2 separate regions of the Mus musculus genome follow, and region 1 is linked to region 2. A link is a loop called in an ENCODE intact Hi-C map of the cell type or tissue named here. Cell type or tissue: left cerebral cortex. All regions are shown on one strand. Links, peaks and the distances in the headings refer to the core of each region. The heading gives the core; the rest is flanking DNA. Region 1 overlaps Trank1 (tetratricopeptide repeat and ankyrin repeat containing 1). Region 2 holds the start of Dclk3 (doublecortin-like kinase 3).

Region 1 (8,330 bases), core at 165-8,164, 57 kb before region 2:
CTTACAAGGAATGGAAGATCATTTCCTCGTTCACACCGTCATCTGACTCCAGAGAGGAAAAGTGGCCATTGGTTGACGTTCCCTTGGAGAGATCAAGTCCCTCTCAGGCGCGGTCCCTTATGGTGAACCCAGAGATGTACAAGGTGAATACGTGCATTTGTCCACACAGTGATTTAGTGTGGAAAGAGCAAATAAGGCTTGAAGGGAAGTTGAGATGGAAAATGGAGTTTCCTTGCAGCTGGCTGCCTTCCATTATATCAGCAGTGGGAGTGGAGAAGGGGAGGTGGTGCTGGCTGCCTCCTCCCTCTCTGCAGAGCGCTGGACCATGCAGGTGAAAGTGCCTTCAGTCATTTAGTTCCTTTGGAGTTAAACGTTATTTAGGAAATTTGATGAAATCACAGAATGTTTTTGAACTAGTTTAGTAGTAATGACAGCTGTTATACAAGGTATGAGTGTCTTAATTTTAAAGATCAAATGACAGCAATCGTGAGGTCCTGGTGTCCTCCTCCAAGATTTACAGTAATTCTTTAAAACTTAATTTAATAAAAGTGTTTCTTTTATGATTTATTCATGTGTGTGTGGGTTCCTGTGGAGGCTGGAGGAGGGTGCTGGGTCTGCTGGAGCTGCATTAGAGCCATCCAGGAGCCACCTGCTGGGGACTTACGTGACATCTTCTACACGAGCAGCTAGAGCTCTTAACTGCAGAATCAAGGCTCCAGTCTCTAAAACCTACTTTCTTTTTGTGGGCCAGTGAGGAGGCTCAGTGGGCAAAATGCCAGGCAAACCTGGCTACCCGAGTTCAGTTCCTGGGGAATGCAAGGAGAAGGAGAGATCTTACTCAACAAAGTTGTCTTGTGACCTATACATATGTGCCAACACGTGTACATACAACACACATACAAATAGTAAAGTAAGTTAAAAATTAGCTTAGTTTTTGTGTTTTTTCCCAAACAAGAGTAAGCCCCTTACAGCATAGTCATACTGTCAATTGGCACACAGCTCATCATCTGTGCCCTCAACCTTCTTGTTAGCTCCTCAATGGAGAGCTGAAGCAACTCTACACTGCCATCACTCGGGCTCGGGTCAACCTTTGGATCTTTGACGAAAACCTAGAGAAACGAGCTCCTGCTTTCAAATATTTCATTAGGAGAGACTTTGTCCAAGTTGTAAAGACAGATGAAAATAAAGGTAAGACCTCATTAAAATATTCTCGCTGTCAGAGGAAAGGTGTGCTCCCTACTGTTCTGATGGTCGTGGAGAAAGGGCACAGGGTTTGATGTGTGTGTTTTATAGTGCAGAAGAGTGAACCTGGGCCCTAAGCCAGTGCTCTGCCACTGCTCTGTGCTTCCAGCCTGGGCTTTAGAGTTTCATTTTGTTTAATAGCATCCCTTCCATGACTTTCTCAGAAAAACAAAACACTTTAACTTATTTATGTCAAAGCATCTAGGAAAGAGTGTTTGAGATGCATTTGGGGAAAGTCTGTTATTTGTCCTTTAAAAGTGAGTGTTTGGATAAGAGTTGCCTAGGCTATCGTAGTATAATACAAGTTGCTATAAGCTTTGGGGTAGCTTGATTTAGATTGCTTATCAAAATAGAGATCACATAGCTCTAGTTGTAATGACAAGAAAATGAAAGTGGCTTAAGTGTCCATCCAGTATGGGAAAGGCCAAAATACCATGTACTCATTAAAAAGACTAAGATAGATTTCTAATATAGAAGGGTCTAATTTTAAAGAACTTTATATTAATACAAATATAAAAACTATGTATGTCTGTCAGCATGTAGCATAATAGAACACTTGCATGTATGTTTGTATGTGTGTATGCATATGAAATCTGTTTGAGTACCTATAACTGTTAAACCAAACTCATTTCTCACACCAGTAAGTACATTAAGAATTATGTTTGTGAGTCTCTTAGTTACTGTTCTCTGAAGAGACACCAAGGGAGTTTCTCTAGGTTTATGTCATATAATGCACATACAAACAGTAAGTTAAAAATTAGCTTGGCTTTTGTATTTTTCCCAAACCAGAGTGAACCCCTTAAACATATTCATACTGTCAATTGGGCACATCTGTGTCCTCAGCCTTCTTGTTAGTTCCTCAGTGGAGAGCTGAAGCAACTCTACACTGCCATCAGGCGGGCTTGCTTACAGTTTTAAAGGGCCAGTCAGTGGTCATCATGGTGGGAAGCAGACAGGCATAGTGTAGTGTAGTAACTGAGAGGTTTACATTCTGATCCACAAGGAGACAGCAACAGGCAGATGGGGACACTGGGCCTAGCATGGGCTTTGGAAAACCTCAAAGCCCATTCCCACACCTCTCCAATGAGGTCATATCTTTTCCAACAAGATCACACCTAAGCCCCTGCAGACACTCCACTAACTGGGGATCAAGCATTCAAGCACATGAGCTGGTAGAGGACATTCTCATTCAAACCCCCACAGCAAGAGTTCAGACAATCCAGTGTCCAGTGTCTGACTCTCAGAGCACACGGGCCAAGGATTCAGAGAGCAAGGGAGTTATTTATATCTAGTCAACTGGCTACGAGTAGTAGAGAGCCGCATGGCGAGAGGGTCTGGAGACAGAAAATGCAAAAAGACATGTTTGCATGGCTGCTACTCTGACGCTGACTTTACATTGCTTGCTTTTGTATAGATCTTGTGGCTGTGAATTGGTTGAGTACATGTGGACATCATTTCCTTCTCTATTAGTATTAGAGGGGTTTACAAAATTATCATATATTATTATTATCGTAATTTACAAAGACTAGCTAATAAAACAATGAAGTTCTCTGAGTAAGATAACCTTGAAGGGAAAAAAATCTTCCCTTTATGGAGAAGAAATCTGTCTTTCTTGAGAGCTAGTTAATGAGTTTGTTCCTCTAGACTATGCTTAATTTCTCTAAGGGCTGGGGAAGAAGCAGGGAGGCTTGCTTGTCTATTTCTGGTTATTGCTGATAGGTCAAATGGGGACTGAGATCCAACATTCTGTTCCTAGAACACAACAATTGTTTAAAAAAAAAGGTGAGAAAAGTTGAAGGTTTAAAATGTAAAAAAAACCCCATCTTCTCAAGGATCCTGCCATCTGAACTTGCCCTTGTTCAGGTCTGACTTTCTCAACATGGGCTTTTCCCTGCTCACTAAAAGGAAAAGGGGTAGTTTGGTGTAGCATATAAATTTCAATTTATTCCGTAACCCATATTCCTTTTAATTCCCAGATATGTTTTGGTACCACTGGAAGATATGATTAAGATAGGTAGTTTATTTACAACGTTAAATATTCAAGAATGACAGTTTCTTTTGTATGGCGACAGTAGGAGCACAGGAGCAAGGTCTTAATAACAAGCTATGGCTGTGCACAGTAAACTCTTCCAGAGCATCTGTCTCTCCAGGACAGTGAGCGAGAGCTGAGTGTGGTGATGATACATTTCGGCTTGGTGTGGAGTTTTACTGTGAGAATAAAATCCACCCAGAACAGAGAGCCAACATTTGTGGCTGCAAAGCCCTTGCTGTGTTATGTTCCAGAAGACTATTGGAAGGAAGCAGGGACGGAGCAGGCTGTGCAGCTCTGCCTGGGTTTGCCCCTTCTGAGCACGGTTGCCTGGCTTCCCTAGTTGGTACCTTTTAGTCTAGGCATCTCTGCTCCCATTATCTTTGATCTGGCTTGCTGTCTTTGTCTTGGCATTCACCATATCTCTGGTACTTCGTGAGCTGTGCATTGCTGCTCATTGCTGGTGACATTCTGAGGGCCATGGATGGAGAGAGCTGGTGCAGTTACAGGAAGGTTTGTATGGAACAGGAGGACAAACAGATGGTTACAGTAGTGTGTGCCCACCCTCAGGAATGTGTTAGATTGTCTACAGCTATGAGGACAATATCGGCAGCTAAAGCAAAAAATGGGTTTTGTTCAGCTTGGAATTTTTAAGCTTCACATTGGTACACACAGCTGATATACTTCAGTAGAAACTATATTTTGAATTTTTGTCTTTTCTTCAGCTAGCAATAAGTGAGTGCAAGGCTGGTCAGTGGCAGTGAGCCATAGCTGCCGGGCATACACACACACACACACACACACACACACACACACACACACGACAGTGAATGGCCAGAACCCCACAGTGTGCTAGTGTGCTAAGCCAAGCACTCTTCAATTTATGGTATTTCCAGTTTAGTATGGGGTTTATTGAGATGTAACTCCAACAGAATCCAAATATCATATACATTGTAAGATCCTGTTACCTTGAATCTGGGAGCTTGCTAAAAACTAGTTAGCTGTCTCTTGTGAGGCTATGCTGGGGCCTAGCAAACACAGAACTGGAGGCTCACAGTTAGCTATTGGATGGATCACAGGGCCCCCAATGGAGGAGCTAGAGAAAGCACCCAAGGAGCTAAAGGGATCTGTAACCCTATAGGTGGAACAACAATATGAACTAACCAGTACGCCCAGAGCTCATGTCTCTAGCTGCATATGTATCAGAAGATGGCCTAGTTGGCCATCACTGGAAAGAGAGGCCCATTGGTCGTGCAAACTTTATATGCCTCAGTACAGGGGGATGCCAGGGCCAAGAAGTGGGAGTGGGTGGTAGGGGGGTGGGGGGGAGGGTATGGGGGACTTTTGGGATAACATTGGAAATGTAAATGAAGAAAATACCTAATTAAAAAAAAGAACTGGTTGGCTTTGAATTTTCAAGGAGGAATTAATAATCACTGTCTTCTACTTCATAGCTACAGACAAGGAAAGTAGACCAGAATTTAAAAGGCAAATTATGTCCTTTTCTCACTTCTACCTCCTCCTTATGAAACCTACACTGGCCCATTTTGGTGCTAAAACACATGTTGATGAGGTCTAGACTGTAAGCATGAGCGCCAAAAGAAGTCACTTTCTCACATCTCTAGTGGATACAAGGCGTGGTCAAGGAGTGGGCTGGGTTAGTTCCTTCTGAGGCCACTCTTGGGCTTCCAGACAAGCAACACCTTCTCACTGTGTCCTCACATGGACTTTGCTCTGTGTGGTGCGTGCGTGTGCGTGCGTGTGTGTATATGTGTGTGTGTGTGTGTGTGTGTGTGTGTGTGTGTGTGTGTGTATCCTTATCTCTTCCAAGGATACCAGTGAGATTGAATTAAGGATCACTCTAAAGGTTTCATCAAATAGCTCTTGTCTCCAAATAAAGTCTTGTTTTGCAGCAGTAGAGATAAAGAATTCAATGAATATGGGAGGATACAGTTTAGGTCAACCAGGTATAAGTCAATGCCTACTGCCTGGAGAAACAAACTGGCTTTTCACTTTCATTGCAGACTTTGATGATAGCATGTTTGTTAAGACCTCAACTCCTTATGAATGGATCATACAAGGAGACTATTATGCCAAGCACCAGTGCTGGAAGGTAAGGAGCCGGGCCAGACACCAAGGGTGAGGGATGTCTGTGGTCCTTGGCAGAGCTCATGGGAAGGTTTCCCACTATCACACTGGTGACTATGACACAGTGAGGATGGCAGTGATTCTGTCACTTCTTCTGAGTTTGTCCTGACAGGAGAAGAGCTCCCTGCACCCTTCCCTCGCCAGTCAGTGCAGACATGGGCAGTTCTTCGTTTTAGCTAATTGCTGGACACACTCATAGGTAGGTAGAGTATCAAGGCCTGTCCCCTGCCAAGGATCTCTCCTATTTTTATTTCCTTGATTGATTTTTGCAGCTCAACAAAACCATCAGAGGCCCAATCTTATTTTATTTCTTCCCTTTTCTGTGCAGCCTGTTAGAGTGTCCCCTTGTATCTGTAAGTGGCTGCTTCAGCACCATCCCACACGGGAATGAAGGCAGGCACTTACTTCTTTAGGATCTCTCTTTAGATCATCTTTCTCCTGGTTGGTACTAGGTCACATGCCCCCATCTCTGCAAAGTCATCTGAGAGTACAGTCCTGCCTGACAGCTTCAGCCCTTTATGTAGAGTAGATCTTTCCATCTGGCAAGAAAGGAAGGAGGATTCTGTGGGTAGCAACACCACCACAAACAGATCCCTAAGAGATCACACCTCCTGGAACTGACTGCCTGGGCACCTGGTCACCTGGGTGACTGGGTACGCATGTCTACAGCTGAAAGCAGCTGGGCTGGGTTTAACAGATGGCTTTCTTGACTTCTGTGCCCCATATGTGATATCCAGCTTCTTAAGTGTCACAGAAAGATGCCCACGGTTTTGCTTCTATGACTAATAGACACTGTGAGTCAGTGGTTTCTTTCTCTGTGGGGCTTATTCTGTTGCCTAGCAACCCTCATTATTTGATTCTATAAAGTTAGGCCTGAGTGAAGGAACTAGGCAGTGGTAAAGAGCCTGGAACTGCAATTCAGAACTGATTAAAGCCATGCCATGAGATGTCTGCGGTCTCACATACCTGGGAGACAGCTCTTCAAGTTTCCTTAGCCTTGATTCCTAGAAGAATTTTGTCTGTGGTGATGACAGGGGAAATGGTTTACATGCACAGAAAAGAACACATATCTGGGTTTCTCAGTCATCTGTTGCTGCATAACAAAGACCTCCTATCTGAACTGAAATCACAAGAAATTTGTGCTGTTCCCAGTTCTAAGGGCTGGCAGTTTGAATCAGCTGAATAGCTTCTGGGCTCACCTGGAGAATTCATATGTCCACACTCAGCTTCCATTCAGTTGTGTTGTTCTGTTTCTAGTGATTGGCTGGTTATGGGGGCCAGGATGGGGGGGGGGAAAGGGCGGTCACTGGATTCTTGGAAAACTTGTCCCTGATCCTTGAGCAGGTCAGTCTGGGCTAGTTCATATGATACCAGGGTTCAAAGAAGTATGCCAGTCCCTGGAGGCCTTTTCTTAGAATTAGCCCCGTGCCCCTTTTGCTGAATTCTCATTGGACACAATAAACTGATAAGTCACAGCCTGTACTGAAGGACCAGGAGACAGGCAGATTTATGACTGCAGGAGTAGAAGCAGCAAAGGTATAGCAAAGGCCTGTGGGAGGCAGAGGCAGAGGCGGGAGCATGAGAGCGGGGGCATGAGGGGAAGCAACAGAGCCACGCTGTTATAGATTTGCTCTGTGTGAAGAGTCATTTTCAAACTATGTAATATTTAGCCCTAGAAATTGATAGATAGAAGTATGGAACATTTGGCTGCTGTAAAAGCAAAATCTTTTTAGGCAGGGTGGAGGGAGGCAGCAGGGAGGGAGCTGCAAGGCAGCTGGGCAGCAGCAGCTGCAATGTGAAGCCTCACCTTTCGTTCCTTTCAGAGCATCGTTGATGTTACCCATATGTGTTGTCCATGGGATTCCAATTATTTATCCCTTAAAAAATACCTTTTGAATGTTTGAATCTAAAATTTTTTTAGGGGAGCCGGCACAGATGAGAATGTTATAAAAAGCCTTCTCCTCGCCTGACTTTATTTTGACCCCGCTAAAGGACTTCAGGACTCAGGTGGCTTATTGAGTTTTTGGCTGCATGTCAATGAATGTGTCAGAACCACCATGCAAGATCATTCATCCAACAAATACTTGTTGAGCTATGGGCCAGACGTTCTATTTAGACCCTAAGAATATGATGGCGAGCAACAGTGGACTATAGACAAGTGCACAATTCAGTATTGCAGGTGTCACAGAAGAGAACAAGCTTTTCCCAGAGCCACCTGTTCTGGACACGGGAGGTCAGGGAAGCCTTCTTTCAGAAAGGGGGTCTTGAGACTGTTAGAATAAATGAAGTGAATTAGGCAGAGAAAGGAAGTGGGAGCCTTTCAGTTAGAACAGTGCATGCAAAGGTCCTAGCTGGGAAGGAGGGTGGTACAGGTCCCAGCCCGTGGGCCTGGAAGGACAGGAGCACAGAGCATGAGTGGGAGAGGTCATTCTGTCTGAGTCACCAGAAAGCACCACTCAGTGCCTCCTGCATCAACACCACGACCTACTGCCAGGGACAGTGGGAGCCCACTGCTTCTCTAGCTCCTGCTTTGAGACAGTGCGAGCACTCCTGATTCAGAAGAGCCGCTTTCTGCTGGCCAGGATTTGAATTATGCTTGGAGTCCCTTTGACACCCTTTTGCACATCTCATAGTCAGAGGTTTGTGAACACAGATCTGCATGCTCCAAGGATCTGAATATGCTCTGATTGTTATCTCTACTGTATTTTTATAACACCATGTCTACACTGCTGTCTACTAGCACACAGGTGCCACTGTAGTTAGCAATTATGTCAAAGCCCAGAATAGCCACTGGGGGACTTTGGACCCATTGCTCCATGGCTCTGACTGAAGTTGCTACTACATACAATGAGGAGGGTACATCCCCTGCGTGTGGCTATTGGAAGATTAAACAAAGTTGGTGTTGTGGTGA
Region 2 (8,330 bases), core at 67-8,066:
GGGGACAGCTTTCTGGATATACTGTAGAAGGCTCCTGTGGGATGTCATTCAAGATGGGAATGAAAATCAAGGGCTTAGATAAGATCATCCAAGAAGAGTATGCCAAAGACAGTAAGAAATCCCCCAATAGTCGTAAGATTTAAGGGGCACCAGAGAATAGCAAGCATGTTTGCTTATTTATTTGTTGTTGTTCAAACATTTTTTCTACTTTTACTTTATGTGTATGCATGTGCATGGTGCCCAAGGAGACAAAATAGGGTGTTAAGGACAGTTGTAAGCTGTCATGGGGTACTGGGAACATAATCTGGCTCCTTTGCAAGAGTAGAAAAGGCTGAACCATCTCCCTAGTCCCTGGTTTTTGTTTTTGTTTTTGTTTGTACTTTATTTTTGGTCAGCGTCTCCTATAAACTCAGTCTGGCCCCAGGCTTATAGAAATCTATGCGTTGTTAAGAAGGATAGGATTAAAACGGACAGGTTCCAGGACGTCAGACCAGAAGAAAATTTAATGAACAAGAGGAGACTGGTCATATCAGCAGGGTGAAGGAAAAAACGGATAGAAATGGTTTTCTGAGACATCCCATAGAGACAGTTCGGGGCAGTAGATCCAAGCTAGTCTAAAGAGGACAGAAGGCAGTGGGTATGTACAGGAGAAGTAGTCTCTTGGGCTGGTGACTAGCTGCAGATGTAGCTGGGGTAGAGTATTTATTTAGCTTGCATGCAGGCAGCCCTGGGTTTTAGGCTCACTGCCACATTCATTGAGCTATATCTCTAGTCCTCTGTTCCATGTAGTACATGCCTGTGTTCCAGACACTTGGGAGGTGGAGGCAAGAGGATAAGAGGGCCAAAGCCATCTGCTGTTACGTGGGAAGTTTGAGGCCAGACTGGGATACATGAGATCTTGTTTCAAAAAGAGAAATGATAATGAATGGGGGGGGGGGCAGGCAGATGACAGACAGAGACAGACAGACAGACAGACAGACAGACAGAGACAGATTTCAAGTTTCGCTGGGGAGATGAGGATGATGGTAGTGGTTTCGGGGAGGAGACATCTAAGAATATTCTGTCAATCTGATGAGGAGACCAAGTGCCCACTGCAGGCTCATTAAACAAGTGAGCTCTGTCACGGGAGAGTCCCCATTTTCTCACTTTCTGAAGCTCCCATTGGGAGTCTCTCCCCACCTCCATGTAATTCTGGGAACAGAGAGTTTTTTTCTTAGAGGTTCCATGATCTCCACCAAAATCTCTCTTCTAAGTTACCCTTAAACACACAGTGGCATCCCAGTCAGGGTAGTCTTCCAGGAAACATCTCCAAGCCCCTCCTCAACAAAGATAATTAGAATACATATGCTGGGTGGGGGTCTTCTTTCTCTGGAGAAGGCAGATCCTGAGACACGCCACGGTGAGGAGTGTTTCTGGGTAAGGCCTTGCTGCTTTTGAAAGACTTGCAAGTAGAGAGACCCAGTGTTGAATTGAGAACCCTTTTGATCACTCTCTCATACTATTTATTGGGGCAGAGTCTCTTGAACCCAGAACTTAGCTGGACAATATGGCCGGTTATGTAATCTAGCTTCCCCTGAAGATCCCCCAATCTCTGCCTCTGAAACTGGGAGGGTGAGTTGTGATTCCAGCCTGGTACTGAAGTAGGATCTGGAGATCCAAACTCTAGCGCCCAGCCCTGTGTGGCCAGTGTTCTAACCACTGAGTGGCCCCCCTCAACCCCTACTCCAGCCCCCTAAGAGATTTCCTTAGACATCCTTAAACGCCTTTGACTCTTCTGCTTAACTGGAGCTATGAGTGAGCTTACTTCCTGGAGACCAAAGTAGCCCTATGCCTTGGACAGGCTCCATGGCCACTGTTGCACTCCCTTGAGCTATGCCAAATTATCTTTAGTTCAGTGGCTTACTGTGAGCATGGAGTTCCTTCTTAGACCTCTATTTTGCATTTAAATGACTGCCTAGATCTGTATTCAATGTTTGTTTGTTTGTTTGTTTGTTTGTTTTGTGTGTGTGTGAAAAATATTTTACTTTGAAGAACTGGCAAAAATATCATTTCTTAGGTAATAGGACTGTAGCAGCTTAGATATACAAGGAAGCATTCTCTTTTAAAAAGGGAAATATACTATTGGCGTAGCTTTGCACTGTCATGTGGGACCCCAACCTCTATTTTATTGGTCTATAATATTTTGGGCTTGTCTTAAAATTTTAAGGCAACCATTTAATCCAAGAAGGCTCCAGTATTGTGGGACACCATATTAGCTAGCTTTTGCTGCAATAATCTTGAGGGACACAATAGCTCAGAACGTAATTGTTTGTAACTATGGGCATTTATCTCTGTCACTTCTAGGTCTCCAGTCCTATGGAGTAGCTCTAAAATCAGGTCAAATGTTAGCTGTAGGTTGATGCTGAGGCCTGATTCATGTTTCTCCATGTTCTCCTTGGCCAGGAGGAGCAGATCCTAGGGAGTGAGTCCAGGAGGATACACATCCAATAGCACCCCATTGGTCATTTAAGAAAGATGGCCACAATGACAGACATGATGCAGAGAAATACTGTGGTTTGAAGGGACAAAGGGTGTGGTTGTGATTTGGATCTTGGATCTTCCCCAGAAGCCTAGGGGTTGAAGGCCTACTCTCTAGCCTGTGGTGGCAGGCCATTTGGGTATGCCAATTAGTGGGAGGAAGTTAGGTCACTGGCATCACACCCTTGAAGTGATACCGGGGCCCCAGCACTTTCTTGTCTTTGCTTCTTGGCCGTCAAGATCTAATAAATAAATCTCTTCCTTCTTGTGTTCTTGTCATGACATGCTGCACCACCACCAGGGCCAAGCAAGCATGAATTGAAACCTCTGAGACTATGATCCAAACAAATATTTCTTCCATTTAAAGCATGAACTCAGGGAGCTAGGGAGATGGCTTAGTGCTTAAGAGTACTCCCTTGTGTTGGAGAGGACTTGAATTTGGTTCTCAGACCCACAAGAGATGGCTCACAAGTTGGTTGTTATAACTCAGGCTCCAGGGGCTTGGACATCCTCTGCAAAAATCTGTGGGCACCTACACCAATGTGCACCTCCCAACACATACTTGTGCACATAATTTAAAATAATAAAAAATAATTTAAAAAATTGGCTACTGGTTAGCTTATGTGTTTTGTCACAGTAATGAGACTATCTAATACAGGTAGGTGGTCTAAGTCTATTAAAAGATGGAACGAGAAATTACTCCTGTAATCTAACATACTATAGATACCATATTTGAATGCCAGGTGAGGCAGGAGGTGGAACGGGACCACGGAAAGCATCTATGAGCCTCAAAACCATTTTGAGAGTCTCACACAAAGCTTCCCAGTTATATTTCACTGGCCAAGACCTTTTCTTATTGGTTAGTTTTGGCACCAGGGCAGCTGGGAAATGCAGTCTTTATTGAGGGTTGCAATGTCTTCAGCTAAAATTGGTGTTCTGTTAATAAGGTGGGGGGGTTGTGAATATGTGAACAGTTAGTTTTCCCCACAGCATGCAGCAACGTGTGGGATAAATGCACTGTGGTGTGTTGTCTTGAGCTGAGAGCTCAAGACCCCTACTGCCGAGTGTGTTAAGCCAAACTACAGGGAAACGATGGTTATCCACCATCAGGTGTTGCTTGACTTCTGCCACACAAGGCAGGAGACTCAGCATCTGATCCCTAAAGCTCCGTCTATTTGACTCTCTTCCCCTCCTGGGTTGGAACCACTGTGTCCTAACTTTGATTCTGGGTGCAAAAAGAACGTTTTGGTGGCGTACCTACAGTTTGGCCTCTGTGCTGCAGGGAGAGGCAGGGTTGCTGGGGTTCCAGACCTCCTTGACTTGGGAGTCACCCACTGAGAGCACTGTAGAGCCTCAAGTCAAAACCAGTCCCCTAGTCCCTTAGCTGGAACAGCCTTGGCAGAGGGAATAGGGAAGGAAGGAGGGAAGGAAGGAGAGAGAAAGGAGGTAGGAAGGAGATATATGAGAGAGAGAGATATGAGAGAGAGAGATATGAGAGAGAGAGAGAGAGAGAGAGAGAGAGAGAGAGAGAGAGAGAGAGAGAAGAGATCCTGTGGGGTACTGGCTGTCCAGCTAGCTCTCCTGGAGCGCCCTGCTTGCTCAAGTTCACTGCCAACTCCACCGCCCCCGGGTGGCCTAGGGCGAGGCGGGGCGAGGCGGGGAGGGGCGGGGCGGGGCGGCGGCGGCAGCGCGGTTGTCAAGCTCGCGCTGAGGAGACTGTCCTTGCGCCGTGGCTGCCGCCAGCAGCAACCTAAAGGAAGAGGAGACCTGGATCGCTCTGTGCAGCGAGTAGTCCCGGCGCCTTCCTGCGCCCGCTTGGCCGCCGTCGGGCCACGTCCAAGAGCTGCCACCTGCAGCCAGGCCGCCAACCATGCCAGCCGCGCCGGTCCTGCGCCCGCCGCCGCCGCCAGCGACCCCCGCCCCGCCGGCACCCAGTCGCCCTGCGCCTCCCATTCCGGGTAAGTGCCCTCGGTGACTGTCGGGAACCCCACTCTGAGCGATGGGGCAGCAGAGGCAGACCCTACGGGGATGCACTGTGCAGGCATGTGTGCAGGCTTGCGATTTGAGTTCATGTGTGCTCTGCGTGAGTCTGTTGTGTGCATGTGTGTACTTGTGCAACCCCTCTACACAACGGGAAACTTGCTAGGGGGTGACACCAGCTTGAGCGGTTCCCCTCTGGGCAATCAGAACGCCATTCCTGGAAAAACATACTGGGCAGGTGCAGGAGGCTGCAGGAAGAGTCACCACAGAGGGAGCTGTCGTTGATTAATCTTCATGGGGGAGGCACTAGTCACCCAGAGACGTCCCTCATTCCATCCTTTTCTGAAAGAACCTCTGTTTTGAAGCTCTAGAGCTACCTCCTTGTCAAAGGTCATCCAAGAGTTGTGGAGAGGTTTACTGAACCCTGCTTTCCAGAGCGCTGTTTCTAGCCAGAGAGTCACAGAAGAACAAAGGGGGGTTAGAAAGAAACAGTACAGGCAGAGTGTTTGGGAATTAGCAGGCTAGATCAGAGCGGGAGAAATAGAACCATCAATTCATTTCAAATATAGCCCCACGTTTTCACTCCTTTCCACGTCTGGCTCTGGGGGCGAGGTGTGGTGGAGAAAGGATGAGGCAGCTCCCGGGCCGGGCAGAGGCGTCTGGGGACACCTTCCCAGAGTATGTGCCTGCTGGGAGTGGGGCTGAGAAGCTGTGGAGGGAATTAGGTTGTTACTTGCTCCATATAGTGAGTCATTTCTCTGCCTCACTCCTTCTGAGTCCAGACCATTCTCTGTCCTCTACTTGATGGTTGATAGCCGTCCAGTGGGAGCTAGGTCCCACTCTCAACCGCTCTTATAACATATGCTGGCATTAAGGAGACTGTTTTGGGGCCTGCAGAGGGGGGTCTGTTGGCTTTTACAGGGGTGATCTACTGGGGCTAGTGTTGGGCTAAGGATCACAGAGAAGCGAGGTTCCCAGAGCTCTAGGTAGGGACACGTTATTCCTGGGGGGGGGGGGGAGAAAGCAGAGCCCCAGGGAGGAAACAGGGCTGTGGAGTGCTGGTTTGTCTACTCCCAACTTCAGCAAAGCAAGTTCTCTGTGATAGTATTGTTAGCGCGATGCCACGGGAGGAAGGGCAAAGGGAGGCAGCTGTGATTTCTGAGTTATACTTACTGACCAGCTCTCTCTCCACAGTCCTATTGTGGCACATTAGAGCCCCGAGTACTTGGCTCTGAGCTGTAAGTCACCCCCTACCTCCACTGGAGGCTGACCTTTGCGCTGCTCAGCTGTTACATGTTCAGAGCAAGGACTGGCTGTAAGTGCACATCTCTCTGGGGCAGCCCCTGACTGACAACTAATGGGTCTTGAGGAGAACATTAGTTAGCTCACCTCCTAGGCTCCTCACTAGGACACTGAGTGAGGCGTGATGTTCTTTGTTTATCATTAAGTTTCTTTGTCATTACATGGTTAACTCCCAAGGATCTTTGAGGGTCTTGCTTCCCTCACTCGGCTTGCTTTTGGGTCTTAGCTGGCTTCTGCAGTTCTCAACCACTCTTTCCTGTGAACAACAATGAATACACTCACTCCCTGTCATAGGGATTCCTCCTTGGGGTCTGATTCTGAGAAACAACAGCAAAACCAACCAACCAACCAACCAACCAACCAACCAACCAACTAACCAGCCAACCAACCAACCAACCAACCAAGGAAACAAACCACAGAACATGGAATCATTTCCCTCCTATTCTAGTTTGCTCTTCTTTGCTGTCATAAACACCATGGCCAGAAGCAGCTTGGGAAGGAAAGGGTCTATTTTAGCTTATAGGTTACAGTCCGCTATGACAGGGAATCAGGACAGGAACTCAGGGCAAGAACCTGTGGACAAGCAGAAGCAGGGGTCACAGAGGAATGCTGCTTAGTGGTTTGTCCCTATGTCTTGGTCTTATATAACCCAGGCTGACTTGTCCAGAGGTGGCACTGCCCACAATGAGCTGGGCCCTCCCACGTTAATCATTAATCAAGAAAATGCCCACAGACTTACTATTAGTCTTATGGAGGCATTTTCTCAATTGAAGGCCCCTTTTCCCAAATGACCCTGGTTTGTGTCAACTTGACCAAAATAACTAACCAGCACATGTCCCCCCTCCCTCCTTCCCTCCCTCCCTGATTTCTTTCCATGTTTGTTTTTGGGAGGAGGCTCTCATGTGAACTAGGCTGACTTTGAACTATATATGTACCGGAGGCTGGCCTTGAACTCATGATCCTTCTGCCTCCACTTCTCGAGTGCTGGGATTACAGATATGTGCCACCATGTCTGAGAGCCTTCTCACTCTTAGTGTGCTTCCTCCTCCCACTGTTCCTTACCAGCAGCATTGGTAGCAGCAGCAGTGGAAAGCCTGCTTCTTCTAGGTCGCCTTTAGGTGAATTCACAGTGCCTCATCTTGGCTCATGGTCTTGGTGCCCAGACCCAGGACTGGCAAACCTCAGCACCATGGCCTCATCAGTGTGCCTTTGGCACAGTGCTCAGAGTTCTGGGTGGGACAGCCCTTGGACTTGGTGCTCAGAGAAGCAAAAATAAAGTGGAGAGTTGTTCTGTTGTCCCAAGCTCTTATATCTCTGTGTGTGCATATGCATGCTTGTGTTTGTATGTGTGTGTATGCATACATGTATGTGTGTATGTGCATGCATGTGCCTGTGTGTGTGTGCATGTATATGTGGGTGAATGTGTATGCATGTTTGTATGTGTATGTATCTATGTATGTGTCCATGTGTGTGTGTCTATGTGTATATGCCTGTGTGTATGTATGAATGCATATGCATGTTTGTGTTTGTGTGTATACATCTGTGTATGTATGTGTGCCTGTGTGTGGGTCTATGTGTGTGCTTGTGTGTGTATGTGTGGTATGCATCTATCTATGTGTGTATATGCATGTGTGTGTGCCTGTGTGTACATGTATATGTATGTGTATGTGTGTTTGTGTGTGTGTGTGTAAAATCTTTCCATTGCCCAGTTCAGGGGAAATTTTTCCTTTCATGTTTCCCATAATGTTTCAGGCAAAAATAGTTTGCTTTTCTCGTTTATAAGAGCCTTAGTGTCTTCCTAAATGCAGCAAAAGAAAGGTGCCTTGTGAACCTCCTACTCACAGGCTGCAGTGGTGCCTCGCCAGGGTGAGTGACCTAGTGTCCTCCAGCTTGGTCTTGGAACCCCTTAGGGGCCTTTTCCACAGCAGGTCTCTGTAGCTGAGAGGGCCGCTTTCCTCGGAGGCCTTTGGTTGGTAGGAGTTCCCCTATTGGGGTCCAGAGGCTTGCTCTATCTGTTTGTGCCCAGGTTTCCCCATCTTCTCAGGTTGCTGCCTGTTAACATCTAAATTCGTTCCATCTTGTGGCAGGCCCTTCTAAAAGTATCTGTGGGGGAGTAATTTGAAAGAGATGTTTCCATGCACTGCCAGGTGGTGTAGGTCAGAAGTGGGAAATCCAGGAGGGTGGAGTAAGAGGACGAAGGCATCTGTCCTGGGAACTGGGGAGGGGCTTTAGGTTCCAATCCTAGGTGTGTGAGGCCTCCCAGAGACCCCAGGCAAGACTTTGAACTTCCCTGGGAATCCTAGAGTCTTCACCTTCCTTTCCTTAATGATAGCCATTCACCTGACCTCATATTGTTTGATGATTAAAGGGGAAATATTTTCATGAACTCATCAAATAGTTATTGAGCAAGCTTATAAAGTGCTTACCTTGGGATGAGAGGCCATCTCCTGGGAACAGCGGCATGTGTGGAGACACCATCGTGTGGGTAGTAAGAGAGAAGAGAGATTAATTCCGGGTCAGTGGAACACGAA

What was found. A loop is a pair of places that touch in the nucleus more often than their neighbours do. Peaks named below come from ENCODE experiments on the same cell type or tissue, not always from the same donor. Only the 100,000 strongest peaks of a DNase experiment are listed, where the experiment ranks them.
Region 1: a loop joins it to region 2, with 8 times the contacts of the local background. A loop is called at or near these places in 3 of 42 quality-filtered maps.

What each region holds. Positions count from the first base shown.
Region 1 is chr9:111,377,779-111,386,108 of GRCm38, forward strand. It overlaps Trank1 (tetratricopeptide repeat and ankyrin repeat containing 1), which reads left to right. Exons shown (of 22, transcript NM_001164659.1): 14 at 1-143; 15 at 1,032-1,188; 16 at 5,296-5,384. Among named protein-coding and RNA genes, the nearest start is that of Gm51693, 20 kb to the right of the region's middle. In left cerebral cortex, for the core only: a CTCF peak has its summit at 630 (motif pointing left); DNase peaks (open chromatin) are centred at 173, 674, 3,490, 3,783 and 5 more places; H3K27ac peaks cover 5,581 bases.
Region 2 is chr9:111,434,878-111,443,207 of GRCm38, forward strand. Dclk3 (doublecortin-like kinase 3) reads left to right here and starts at 4,204. Exons shown (of 5, transcript NM_172928.5): 1 at 4,204-4,475. The coding sequence starts at 4,388. In left cerebral cortex, for the core only: a CTCF peak has its summit at 4,800; DNase peaks (open chromatin) are centred at 762, 4,285, 4,790, 5,127 and 1 more place; H3K4me3 peaks cover 3,643 bases; H3K27ac peaks cover 1,619 bases.